Regions from separate parts of the Mus musculus genome. Here region 2 is linked to region 1. The links are chromatin loops, found by intact Hi-C in ENCODE. Cell type or tissue: gastrocnemius. All regions are shown on one strand. Each heading gives the region's core, and the rest is flanking DNA. Links, peaks and the distances in the headings are about the cores only.

Region 1 (5,475 bases), core at 2,358-4,857:
CAACGAGGCGGCCGAGCGGGTTGGTGCCGTCCGCGTCGCGGCTGGGCTGTTGGCGGCTGGGCCTGGGCGGGGACGCGGCGGGGGTCGGCGAGGCGACTGTAGGGGTTCGCGGGCGCCGCTTCGGCGTCGTGCATGTTCGGTGGGACTCGGCCGCCAGGACCTGGGCGCGCGGCGGGCACGCGGCAGTGCAGCCCGGGCGCTGCGGGCGGAAGACCAAGGGCACTGACCTGAGCTCCAGGGCGAGTTCTGGGCCTAGCCTGAGATACAATGCGCGTTTGGGTCCAGTGTTGGCTGCAGAGGGAGTTCAGGGCCAGCCTGTGCTTGGGGGGGGGTGGTTGTGGCCCCCAAGGCTGGAAAGTTTGCCTGGGTTAAACTTCGTCTTAAAAAAAAAAAAAGGCTAAACTGTGCGTGGCGGTGAACTGCTCTCACCTCAGCACCTGAGAAGCAGGGCATAGTTGAGTCCAGCCGGCCCTATTGAGAAGAAACCTTTGCTGTCCGATCCTTCAGTTGGAAGGCACTCTTGCTGGGGTGGCAAGCTGTTGGGTAGGATTTCCCGACCCACCGGGTGGTGGTGACTGGCAGAGTGGGACTGCTGAGCCGTAGTCCGCAGCAGGATTTGGCTTTTTGGTAGTAAAGGTAACTAAGAAATAAGCAGTCTTAGGTGGTTAGTAGAAGCCGACGGACCTCTGTCTTTTACTCATGCGTCTCCTTCTGATGTGTAGCAGACGCCAACATGCAGATCTTCGTGAAGACCCTGACGGGCAAGACCATCACTCTTGAGGTCGAGCCCAGTGACACCATCGAGAATGTCAAGGCCAAGATCCAAGACAAGGAAGGTGGGCTGTGCTGTTCAGGGCGTTCTCCTACGGGTGGGAGCGCTTAAGGATCTTGGTCTGCTCGTCTCTTGAGTGAATGGGGTCTAACCAGCTTCTGCAGGAAGGAGTTGTGGCCAACCTGGTTTCTCTCGTGCACAGGCATCCCACCTGACCAGCAGAGGCTGATATTCGCGGGCAAACAGCTGGAGGATGGCCGCACCCTGTCCGACTACAACATCCAGAAAGGTAAGGGCTGTTTTGCTTGTCTGGTATTGTAGGTGGGGGCTGGCGTCCGACTGCTATTGCGGTCGTTGGCATGGTTGACTTACGTATTTACTGTGGGTATTTATTTGTGATGGCTCTGAGGCAAAGGGCAGAAGACCACTTTTCTAGCCTTGTGTGGGCTGAAGGGATTGAGCCCAGCTCACCAGACTCACCTGGCTGCCCCTACTTACCAAACCTTTACTTTGGTTTTGTTTTTGTTGTTTGCTTTGAGGCTAAGTGTCAACTTAGACCCAGGCTGTTTGGAACTCGTGGTAGCTCATGTTAGCCTCAAACCCATCGGAGCCATGCTGTCATCTACTTAATCCCATGTTCCAAGTCCCTGTCATATTCACACACACGTTCTGTGCATCTCTGTGTAGCACTGACTATTCTGTTGCTTCCCATGTGCTCAGATTAAAGGTGTGTGCTGTCACATCTGCTTGCCTGTTCTCTGTGTGGGTGTGAGAGCCTGAAATGTGGAGCACTGGGGGTTGGGGGTGCCGGTGTGTCCGCATCTGGATGCTTGCTGTGCTGTCTGTGGGGCTGCCTCCACTGGACATGTTTCTTGCCCTCGTTTGACTTGTGCTCTCACCAGACTTGTAAAGTTCCCAGGTGCCTACCATCTCACCACCAGTGTCTGTCTGCCTCTGTAGAGGAGCCTCTTTTAGGGTGCTACTTGGTGTCTTTGGGCAGCCCACCTCACTGTCCTGTATGAGCTCCTGCCTTCAGCTGCCTGTTCTTTTTCCCAGAGTCCACCTTGCACCTGGTGCTGCGTCTGCGCGGTGGCATCATTGAGCCATCCCTTCGTCAGCTTGCCCAGAAGTACAACTGTGACAAGATGATCTGCCGCAAGTGCTACGCACGCCTGCACCCTCGTGCAGTCAACTGCCGCAAGAAGAAGTGCGGCCATACCAACAACCTGCGCCCCAAGAAGAAGGTCAAATAAAGCTGTGGTCATACCTGGCATGTGACCCCGGGACCAAATAAAGTCCCCTTCCATCCACTGGAGCAGTAATTGGTGTCTAGAGTGACTGTTCTGTTGAGGGATCGGTGGGGAGGGGATCTCACCATGTAGCCTAGGCTGCCCTTGAACCTTGGAGGCTGGGGAGGCAGTAAAGACTGGTACTGGGCAGCAGGGTGAACCAGTGGGTTAGAACTTGCAAGCCTTGGAACCATGTAAAGGTGGAGCCCACACAGTGCTGCTGTGGGGAGGCAGGCTGTGCTTACAGATCTTGTCTTGGCTCTGATGTGTGGGGCCACAATTTAGGGTCTCTGGGGGAGCAGTTCACCTGACTCAGTACTCTGTACGCCAGTTAAGTTGCTGGACAACCTGATAGAGTTCACCATCAGGCATGGCACCAGGGACTACAGGCAACACACTTTATATGAGTTTATGAGGCCGCCTCATCTACCTTTGATTTTTGAGTATCAGGCACACTTTTGCATGAGTAGCTGGGTACTCTAGGGCGTCTAGGACCATTTCACCCATCGTGGGGAGTCTTAGACAGGCCATGTTGCTTGTAATTGACTTCAGGTATGCAGTCTGTCTTGTCATTTGGAAGGTTCCGTGGGTTCGAACCTGGTTGCCAGCAGCTTGCAAATCCCCCATGTATGTGCAACCAACATCTCCAAAGTAATTTAGGGAAGGAAGCTTTCAGAGTATATCCTACCTCCCCGGTGCTGGGAATCCCATTTCAAAGGTATAATCTGAATGGATGGTTTGTGTGCACTATGTGAGATGACATCAAAAGGTTTGTTAGGGGCTGGAGAAGTGGCTCAGTGGTTAAGAGCACTGATTGACTGCTCTTCCAGAGGTCCTGAGTTCAATTCCCAGTAACCACATGGTGGCTCAACCATCCATAATTGATCTGATGCCTCTTCTGGTGTGTCTGAAGACAGCTACAGTGTACTTACATATAATAAATACTTTTAAAAAAAAAATGCGTGATGGGCATGGTGGTGCACTTTAATCCCATCACTCTGTAGGCAGAGGCAAGCGGATTTCTGAGTTCAAGGCCAGCCTGCTCTACAAAATGAGTTCCAGGACAGCCAGGGCTATACAGAGAAACCCTGTCTGGGGGGCTGGGGGTGCATTAGGTGTCCTGCATATAGGTGTGAGTGGCTATGTGGGTAGTGTCATTGGGTTCAGTCCTGCAACAGCAACTAGTACTCAGCCACTGAAACCAAAACTGGTTCAACTACATTCGTAAGCATCACCGGTACAGAAATACTTGTGGCCTTAACTTCGATTTAGGCCCTATTCGAGCCCCGCTTGTTGCAAGGATCTGGCGGATGTACACAGCCCTGGAACTAACCATTTAGTTGCTTTAGAAACTATTTAGAGTTCCACCAGGCGGTGGTGACACACGCCTTTAATCCCAGCACTTGGGAGGCAGAGGCAGGGACAGCCAGGGCTACACAGAAAACCTGTCTCAAAAAAAAAAAAAAAAAAAAACGAATTCAAAGGCGCGCGGGCTGGTGGTGGACCTCCCGGCCGGCAGGGGGCGCAGCGGCCATTCCCTAGTGCCACTTGACTGCGCAGTCATGCTCACCGCCGCCACAGAGGTGTTGGCTGCTGCAGACGGTCCCGGGTCTGCGGAGTCCGCGTGGGCCTGGGTGAGCCCGGTTGCGGGTGGGACGGGCGCGGGGTGGCGGGATGGGCTCAGGACTCCGGCTTCATGGCCCCACACCCCCATAGAGAGACGCCCCGATCGCTACACTGGTGCAGAGGATTCAGCAGCTTCAGAATGAACGCGCACAGGCCTTCCGCCGTCTAGACCAGTGAGCGGGCTGGGCTGGAGGAGGGGGCGGGCCCTGGGAGAGCTTGCCTGAGGGGGACCTGAGGGGAGGCGGCTGGAGGCGTGGCTGGGAGGACCTAGGTTGTGGACTTGGTCGGAAGAGGTGGGGAGAGAGCCAGATCTGGTCCAGGAGATGCAGGAGTGCTGCTGCCGGGAGCAGGGCGTACTTGAAAGCGAAGTCTAGAAGGGTGGGTAAAAGGATCTGTGACACTGAAGCCTGTCTATTTGGGGGAGTTGGGTAGAGCTGAGGGTGTAGCTTTTAGTAGCAGGGTAGATAGGTGTAGAGCAGCATGTGACCGTGGGCGTGGCCTGGCGGGAGCAGCTGTGGTGTGACCCTCCACAAGATCCCTCATTTCTCTGAGTGCAGAGATGGTTAAGCACTAGCTCTGTCCTGACAGACCCAGTCTGTGGAGTTCGGGTTTGTCTCTTTCGAGTCGGGGGTATCTTCCACGTAGCTGGAGCAGGGAGCGTGGTCTGCTTGTCAGCGTGTCGATTCAGCATCCTCCCGGTCCACTGCAGAGCTCACCGTCAGTACCTGCTCAGTGGTCAGCACTATGACTTCCCGAGTTACCGGAGTGTCGTGCACGAGGTGACCCAGGCCTTCGCCGCTGCCTCGCGGGAGGTATTGGCAGTGGAAGCAGAGTTGGCAGGGCCTCGAGCGCAACCGGTGCTCGCCCGCCACGTGCGCAGCCTGCAGGAGCTAGAACAGACGCGCCTGGCCACGGTAAGACCACCACCCCTCTCCTTTTAGAGTGGGGCATGGTCCACAACCCATTCCCAGCCACCCCGACCTACTACTATTTTTGCCAAACACCTCTATGCATTTGGGCCCTCTCCCACTCTTTCCTGGCTAACTACATTTCCCTCCCAAATTTTTGCTTAATTATACCAGCCCCTCTGTAAAGCTGTCCTAAGAACTCCAGAAACCCAACGCATCGACCACTGTGGCTGTTTAAGTCCCTAACTCTGGGTTATCACCGTTGGAACCCACAAACTACTTCTTCCACAAACATCCTCAGACACTTGTCATCCTTGGTCCTTGACCCAGATCCCAAGACCCCACCTACCCTAACCTTATAGCCAGTGGTAGCAGGGGAGGAGCTTGCCCACTGTAAACCATGTAGCTCTTTGGTCTGGAATTCTTAGTGCAGAATCCCAAACTCTGCAGAGTTCCATTTCCATCCTAGAATTCGAACTCCATGTCCGGCCACTGGGGTGGAGGCCACACCCACCATACCTGCCACCATTCCCTGGTTTTTCCAAACTGTGACCATATTCTGTACCTCCTTCCATAGGAGAGCCCTAAAAGCAAGTCATACGCTACCTCCCACTCAAGCTCTGCTCTCCTTAGAGTCCACTCCTGGCCCTCCTTCCCTCTGTGTGGCTTTTGTCTACTGTAACTCCCATTTCCTCCTCCAGGTGGCACTGTTGCAGGTGATGGGGACACCAGGAGTGTCAGAACAGGACCCTGAAAAGTTGCACCAGCTGAAAATAAAGTGAGCCCTGTTGGCCCCTTGGCTTGCCACCTTAGATTGGCACCTTAGATTGAGTCAGCCCAGCGCAGAGCCAGTCAGAGAGGGCAGACACTCTGATGCACT
Region 2 (5,475 bases), core at 1,262-3,761, 120 kb after region 1:
CCCTCTGACCCTGGACGGACTCCATATGTTGAATGACCCAGACATGGTTTTAGCCGACCCAGCCACCGAGGACACCTTCCGAATGGACCGCCTGTGAGTGGCTGTGCCCACCAGCCGCCGCTGGTCAGTCTCCAACGGCGCTGCCCCAAACCTGGGGACGGCAATGGCGTCCCCCTTTGCCAACGGCCAAGCTTGTGGTTCTGAGCTTGCAATGCTGCCCAGTGCCCCTGCCAGCCCCCCGCCACCCCGGTCGTTCACCTCCCATGATGCCTGGCGTGTGTGAGGCCGCTGTGTACTAGGCTGGCTATCTGTCTGTCCATCCATCTACCTGGGGTCAGGCTGATGGCCGAGGCTGTGAGTGCCTGGCCCCCATGGATGTTCCCCGTGCTCGCTCCCTCACCCCTCACTGGGGATGTGAGAGCCCTCATCAGATACCCAAAGTGTCACTCACTTCCAGATGTGCTGTGCAAGGAGGGCCGGGGCGTGGGTGTGGAGCGCCCAGAGGCTTAGGTGCGCCATCCATTCGACTGTTGTCAGCTGTCACTGCCTTCCTCCATCCTGCCCCCCTCCCCACCGCCATCCCCAGCCCTGGTCAGGTCATGCATGCCCACCGAGCCCAGGGCAAAGACAGCAGAGTGACGGGGCCGACCTGGACCAGAATAAACACTGTTTGGATGGCTGCCTTTTATATTCCTGAGCGCTCTTGCAGCGTGACAATCGACCTATGGCCGAATGTGGTATGGACAGAGCCACTGAAGCAGCCAGTGCCCCTCCTTGGCTCATTCTCACCATCCTTGCCCCCTGTTGGACAAAGGTCAGTATGGTGGCACTGGGATGGAGGGTCACGGGCCACCTGCACATTCTCCTCACTCTTCCAGCCTCGTGACCTGTCCCTCCTGCTGTTTAGGATCTGGGGCTCGGGAGGCAGCAGCCCTGGTGGTTCTGCTTTTCCTTCCGTTTCTGTTGGCATTTGGTAGCTGACCCCCCCCCCCCAGACTTGCCTGGCAGCATGTGTTAACTATCCCCCAGTCCCTCCTTTACCTTTTTAAAAGTTAACTGGAATACTAGCCTGGAGCACTTGCAAGCTGGGGCACCTGGGCTGCTCACCCTGGACCTGGGCGTACTGGCATTTAGTCTCAACTCCAGAGAGCTGGGTGGGCAAGGATGGGGCTGGATGCAGGGTCCTGGTGGCTGGGCGTGTCTGTAGAACCGCAGAACATATCCTGGGAACAGCCTTTACTTTCACTGGAGCCTCCTGAGAACCCTCTCTCTCTGAGGATCTTTAAGGCGTCTGCCAGGCCTTAGCAGTGGCTAAGTGGGGGCTGTGGACCGGGGTCACCTTTGGCCTGGAAGTTCTGATCCCCACCACCCTAGGTCATAGCTTGACATGCCCTCTGCCTCTGCTCCGTAGGCCCGGGCCGCGGCTTCACTGTTTCTCTGTGCCGTTGCCCACTGCCCATGCTGGGGGTTTGGGGAGCACACAAGCTGTGTGTGTCTCTCCCCAAGCACCTAGGCAGCCGCCTGCATGAGAAAGCTGCCACCCTTTCATTGCTATTCCCCTTCCCCTGGGTCTGAAGACACAGCATTGCTTTGTCCAAGTCACCTGTCCAGGTCTCAGGCCTTTCTGTCACCACGGTGCGGACTTGAAGGGAATAGTGGGAACTTTATCATCACCATCACCATCATCATCAAACGTATGTGGTGGCACGCGTCTGTCACCCCAGCACTGGCGAGCTGGAAAGCACACAGAAGTGGGGTGGGACTCTCTTCCAGCTGTAGAAGTCTGAGCAAACGGCCTCAACAGGGCCGAGAGGCTGACAGGGTACCTGGAGTCCAGTTACTCACTGGCTGTCTGAGTTCTCAGTGAGCCAGGGCAGGACAGATACAGCCCATGGCCCTCCTAAGCTGGTGGCCTGGCTTTCAGTGCCCTGAAGCCAAGAGTGCATGTAGCTGTATTAATGTGACCAGTTCATTGCCAAGTCCTATGATGAGGTGACACGTCCCTGCCTCAGCGCCCCAGGCAGCTGTGAGCATCTCATGAGCTCTCTGGCCCAGCCAGGAGCCAGCACTCGGGTGCATGCATGTTCCCAAAGGGGTCACCCTCCCCTCCCCTGGGCCTAGCTGCTGTCAGGGGGACTCCTGGGAGGTGTCTTTGTTTTCTAGATATAGGTCACCTGTCCGATAATACCCCTGTATTGCCAAGACATCCCAAGATGATAGCTCAAGGCCGTGGGGGCCTCAGCTGGTGACATGCAGATACTGTGACCCATTGAACTGTGCTGGGAGCAGCCACCTTGCAATGTGTACATAGACCCTCTGCCCACATTCATGCTCTCTCAGGACAGGCTTAGACACCTGGCCCTTGAGAGGTCAGATGCGTGAGCCAGGCCTGGTTTTTTCCCCTCCACCTTACCCATGTGTCACCAGCTTCAGCCAAGCCCCTCCTCAGCCATGTGGCTGTCCAGCCCACTTCCCTGACTCAGAAACAGGACTGGGGCATCTTGATAACTCTATGCCCAGCTGCCTCAGTTAACCTTGGCAATCTACCCAAAGCCCCACAGAACAACAATGCAGCTGGACCCAGCCCCTTTCTATATCCTAAGAAATGGCTTGTCCCCTTGACCCAAGGCCCTGTCATATCCCCTTCCTGCAACACTATCCAGTGTGGCTCTGGGAAGTCCACTGGTACTTAGCCTAGCCTTCAACTCTTTGGAAGACTCTTACACAGGGGGGCCCCCTAGTGAAACCCATGTGCTACTGCACAGCACCCAAGGATGGCTGACAGCTATCACACTGGGCTTGATGTCAAGAGTCCTGGCACTCCGGTCAGGACAAGAACGGGCAAAAGGCATGGGGACAGCAAACCTGCACCAGTGTCAGCTGCCGTTCTTCTCACAGTGGGCCTGGGGTTTTTTATTTTGCAGAGATTTAGCACAGGTTGAGAGGGCTGCTGGTATCAGGGTCTTGATGCAGCTGTGTGCACAGGCATGGGGTTGTAGAGTTGTGCCCTAGGTCTGGCTGCTGTCCCTCAGAGCTGTCCAGGTGAGGACACCGTGGCGCAGTCTACCCCATGTGGTCTGCCTCTGGTGTGGTGGTACCTGGTCCTTTTTATACCCCTTCCACCTTGGCTCCCAGGGGGCCTCTTCCTTCAGGGATCTGGTGGGTGATTTGGCGACCCTGATCATTTCTGTCTCAGGCATGGCCCTCAGTGTGGCACAAATGCCTGCCACCCATTGGTCATAGCCACATCTCCCTGTCAGGGCAGAAGATGGAGGGACTTGTATCCTCTCGAGCCTGGGTGCTGGGGTACTCCCAAGGCCATGGGGTGCCCTGAACCTCAGTTTTCCTCTTTCTCAACCCTGCTGGGCTCAGGGGCCCAACCTCCTGGTCAGGGTAGGGATAGCAGCAGAACCCCCACAATGGGACCAGCAGTCCCTTCTGCACTCAGCCTTTCCTTGGGGCTAGGGATCCATCACATGGGGTAAGGCCTAGCCTAATCCAACCCAGCACTTCTGGTCACAGGGGGACATGAGGACAGGGCTGTGGCCATAACTCCAGAGGCCAGGCTCCTGTTTCTCAGGCCCCATCTCACCCCTTAGTTGGAAAAAGGACGCCATGGGCTGGGGTGCCCCTTTGATATATGCAAATGGCTGGTTCCACATTCCCCTCCCCGTGCCCAGGCTGGCTCTGCCCCCGGCATGCGCACTCCGCTGCGGATGTCTGTGGATCGTGCGCATGGGCACCGCAGTTGGGGGTCAGGTTGCTCAGGGCACGCACGGCCGCCCGCCCCACCTTCTGGCGCAGACGCTTCTTTGTATTTTTGCGCCCTTTGTAATGAAATGTAATAAAAACCCAATGTTTTCGTCTGGGCCTCTTCCTCTTTTTCCAATCTCCCTCCAGGTTACCTCATCTTCCTGTGGCTGAGCCCCACATAGGTGTGAGCCCCTTGAACACCTTCCACTGAGCCATTCAGTGACTGGGGTTCCTCAAACTTGGAGGCAGCCATCTGCTCTTACCTTAGAATATTCCAGGGCTGTCACCACCTGTAGTGAATTGCATGCCCCTGACAGTCTCAGTGACTAGAGTACAGACCCTAGGGCCTCCTGGAGGCCCCTCCACAAAGTGCCCCTTTAGCAGCGACCAAAGCCAGCCAGTCCCCCACATACGTACTTTATTTGCCTCTCCTCCCCAGGCCAGACACCCCTTCAGAGGGATGCCAGACCCCCCCACACACACACCCGTAGCTTGTGCCACCACAGTCCATCAGGCAGCGGGACCCCACTGGTCCCTAGACTCTCTGCAGCCGGTGACTCTCGTAGTCCTCAGGGATTGTATCTGCAGATTGGAAGGCAACAGGTGAGAGAGGTTTCTGGAGCCTTTTGGGTCCAGCCTGCTGGCCCCTCGCTCACCATTGCAACGGTAGCGCAGGTTAGCCCAGATGATGTTCTCTTGGGAGAAGCAGAAGACACCCAGGCGGCCACCACGCATGGCCGTGTCCAACACCACATTGCTGTCAGCTACTAGCTCAGGACCCTCATAGAACCGCACCCTGTGATAAAGGACTATTGAGGTTGGGTTCCCTGCTTGCCACCCCCTTCATCTTTAGTTCCCACTCAAAATAAGGGCTGGTGTTGGGGCCCCTGCCTCAGTTTCCCTCTGTGAGAATGTATGTCAGGTGCCCTGTACATAGGAGGTATTGGGGTTCTGGCATCTCCCCGTAAGACCATGATGTACTGTAAACGGAGCCCGTTTCTCCTGGAGCAGCAGCAAAGCACAGCTCAGCAGCAGCAGGGCCGTGCCCACCTGATGTAGCCAACTTGAGGCCGGTGCTGCAGGAACCAGCGGTAGGATGTTTTATCCTTCCAGCCCACGTTTCGAGGATCCTTCCACAGCAGCCGCACCTGGGATGCTGTGTCCCCCGTGTGCCACAGTGCGTTTCGGAGCTGTTCCCCGGGACCTGTAGAGGACTTGACAGCCTGCCACAGGCAGGAGAGGAAACAGATCAGAGCCCTGTCTGGTAGATCAGGTGGGAGTTATGAGTGGTTGGAGTATAGGGAAGGTCCTTGCTTCAAGAGGGCAAGTGAGAGCTCTTGGCTGGACCACTGTGGGTAGTGGAGCCAGGAGTCTGTGTGAATTCTGGAAATACAAATACAGGGATACCTTAGGGGATCTAGAGGGCCTGGCTCCTTATTAGGAGGCAGCAGCCTGCTGGGATAAACTGGGGTCTACAGACCTGGGGACCTGTTGTGAGGTGTTTATAGGAGGATCTGGGGTGTCCAGGGAAATCTAGGGCTCTGTGACAGGCTTGGGAGCCCAAAGGGACATGTGATGATCCCAAGGAGTAGTTCCCCCCCCCTTTTTTTTTCTTTTCTTTTCTTTTCTTTTTTCTTTTCTTTTTTTTTTTTTTTTTTTTGAGACAGGGTCTATCTTCAATTTTTTTCTCTCTGAGTATGCACGTTTCTGAACCTGTGTGGG

The links. A loop is a pair of places that touch in the nucleus more often than their neighbours do. Peaks named below come from ENCODE experiments on the same cell type or tissue, not always from the same donor. Only the 100,000 strongest peaks of a DNase experiment are listed, where the experiment ranks them.
Region 2: it touches region 1 in a loop (7-fold over the local background); 21 of 42 quality-filtered maps call a loop at or near these places.

The regions. Positions count from the first base shown.
Region 1 is chr8:70,504,882-70,510,356 of GRCm38, reverse strand. Rex1bd (required for excision 1-B domain containing) reads left to right here and starts at 3,605. Exons shown (of 5, transcript NM_025577.3): 1 at 3,605-3,695; 2 at 3,778-3,860; 3 at 4,397-4,601; 4 at 5,297-5,373. The coding sequence starts at 3,624. Uba52 (ubiquitin A-52 residue ribosomal protein fusion product 1) reads left to right here. Exons shown (of 4, transcript NM_019883.4): 1 at 1-19; 2 at 723-836; 3 at 975-1,061; 4 at 1,829-2,094. The coding sequence starts at 734. The coding sequence ends at 2,025. In gastrocnemius, for the core only: a CTCF peak has its summit at 3,580 (motif pointing right); DNase peaks (open chromatin) are centred at 3,628, 3,858, 4,171 and 4,492; H3K4me3 peaks cover 1,621 bases; H3K27ac peaks cover 1,732 bases.
Region 2 is chr8:70,380,746-70,386,220 of GRCm38, reverse strand. It overlaps Crtc1 (CREB regulated transcription coactivator 1), which reads left to right. Exons shown (of 14, transcript NM_001004062.2): 14 at 1-3,863. The coding sequence ends at 97. Comp (cartilage oligomeric matrix protein) reads right to left here. Exons shown (of 19, transcript NM_016685.2): 17 at 4,804-4,976; 18 at 4,410-4,549; 19 at 4,155-4,335. The coding sequence ends at 4,289. Among named protein-coding and RNA genes, the nearest start is that of Gm51533, 8.6 kb to the right of the region's middle. In gastrocnemius, for the core only: a CTCF peak has its summit at 2,748; a DNase peak (open chromatin) is centred at 2,748.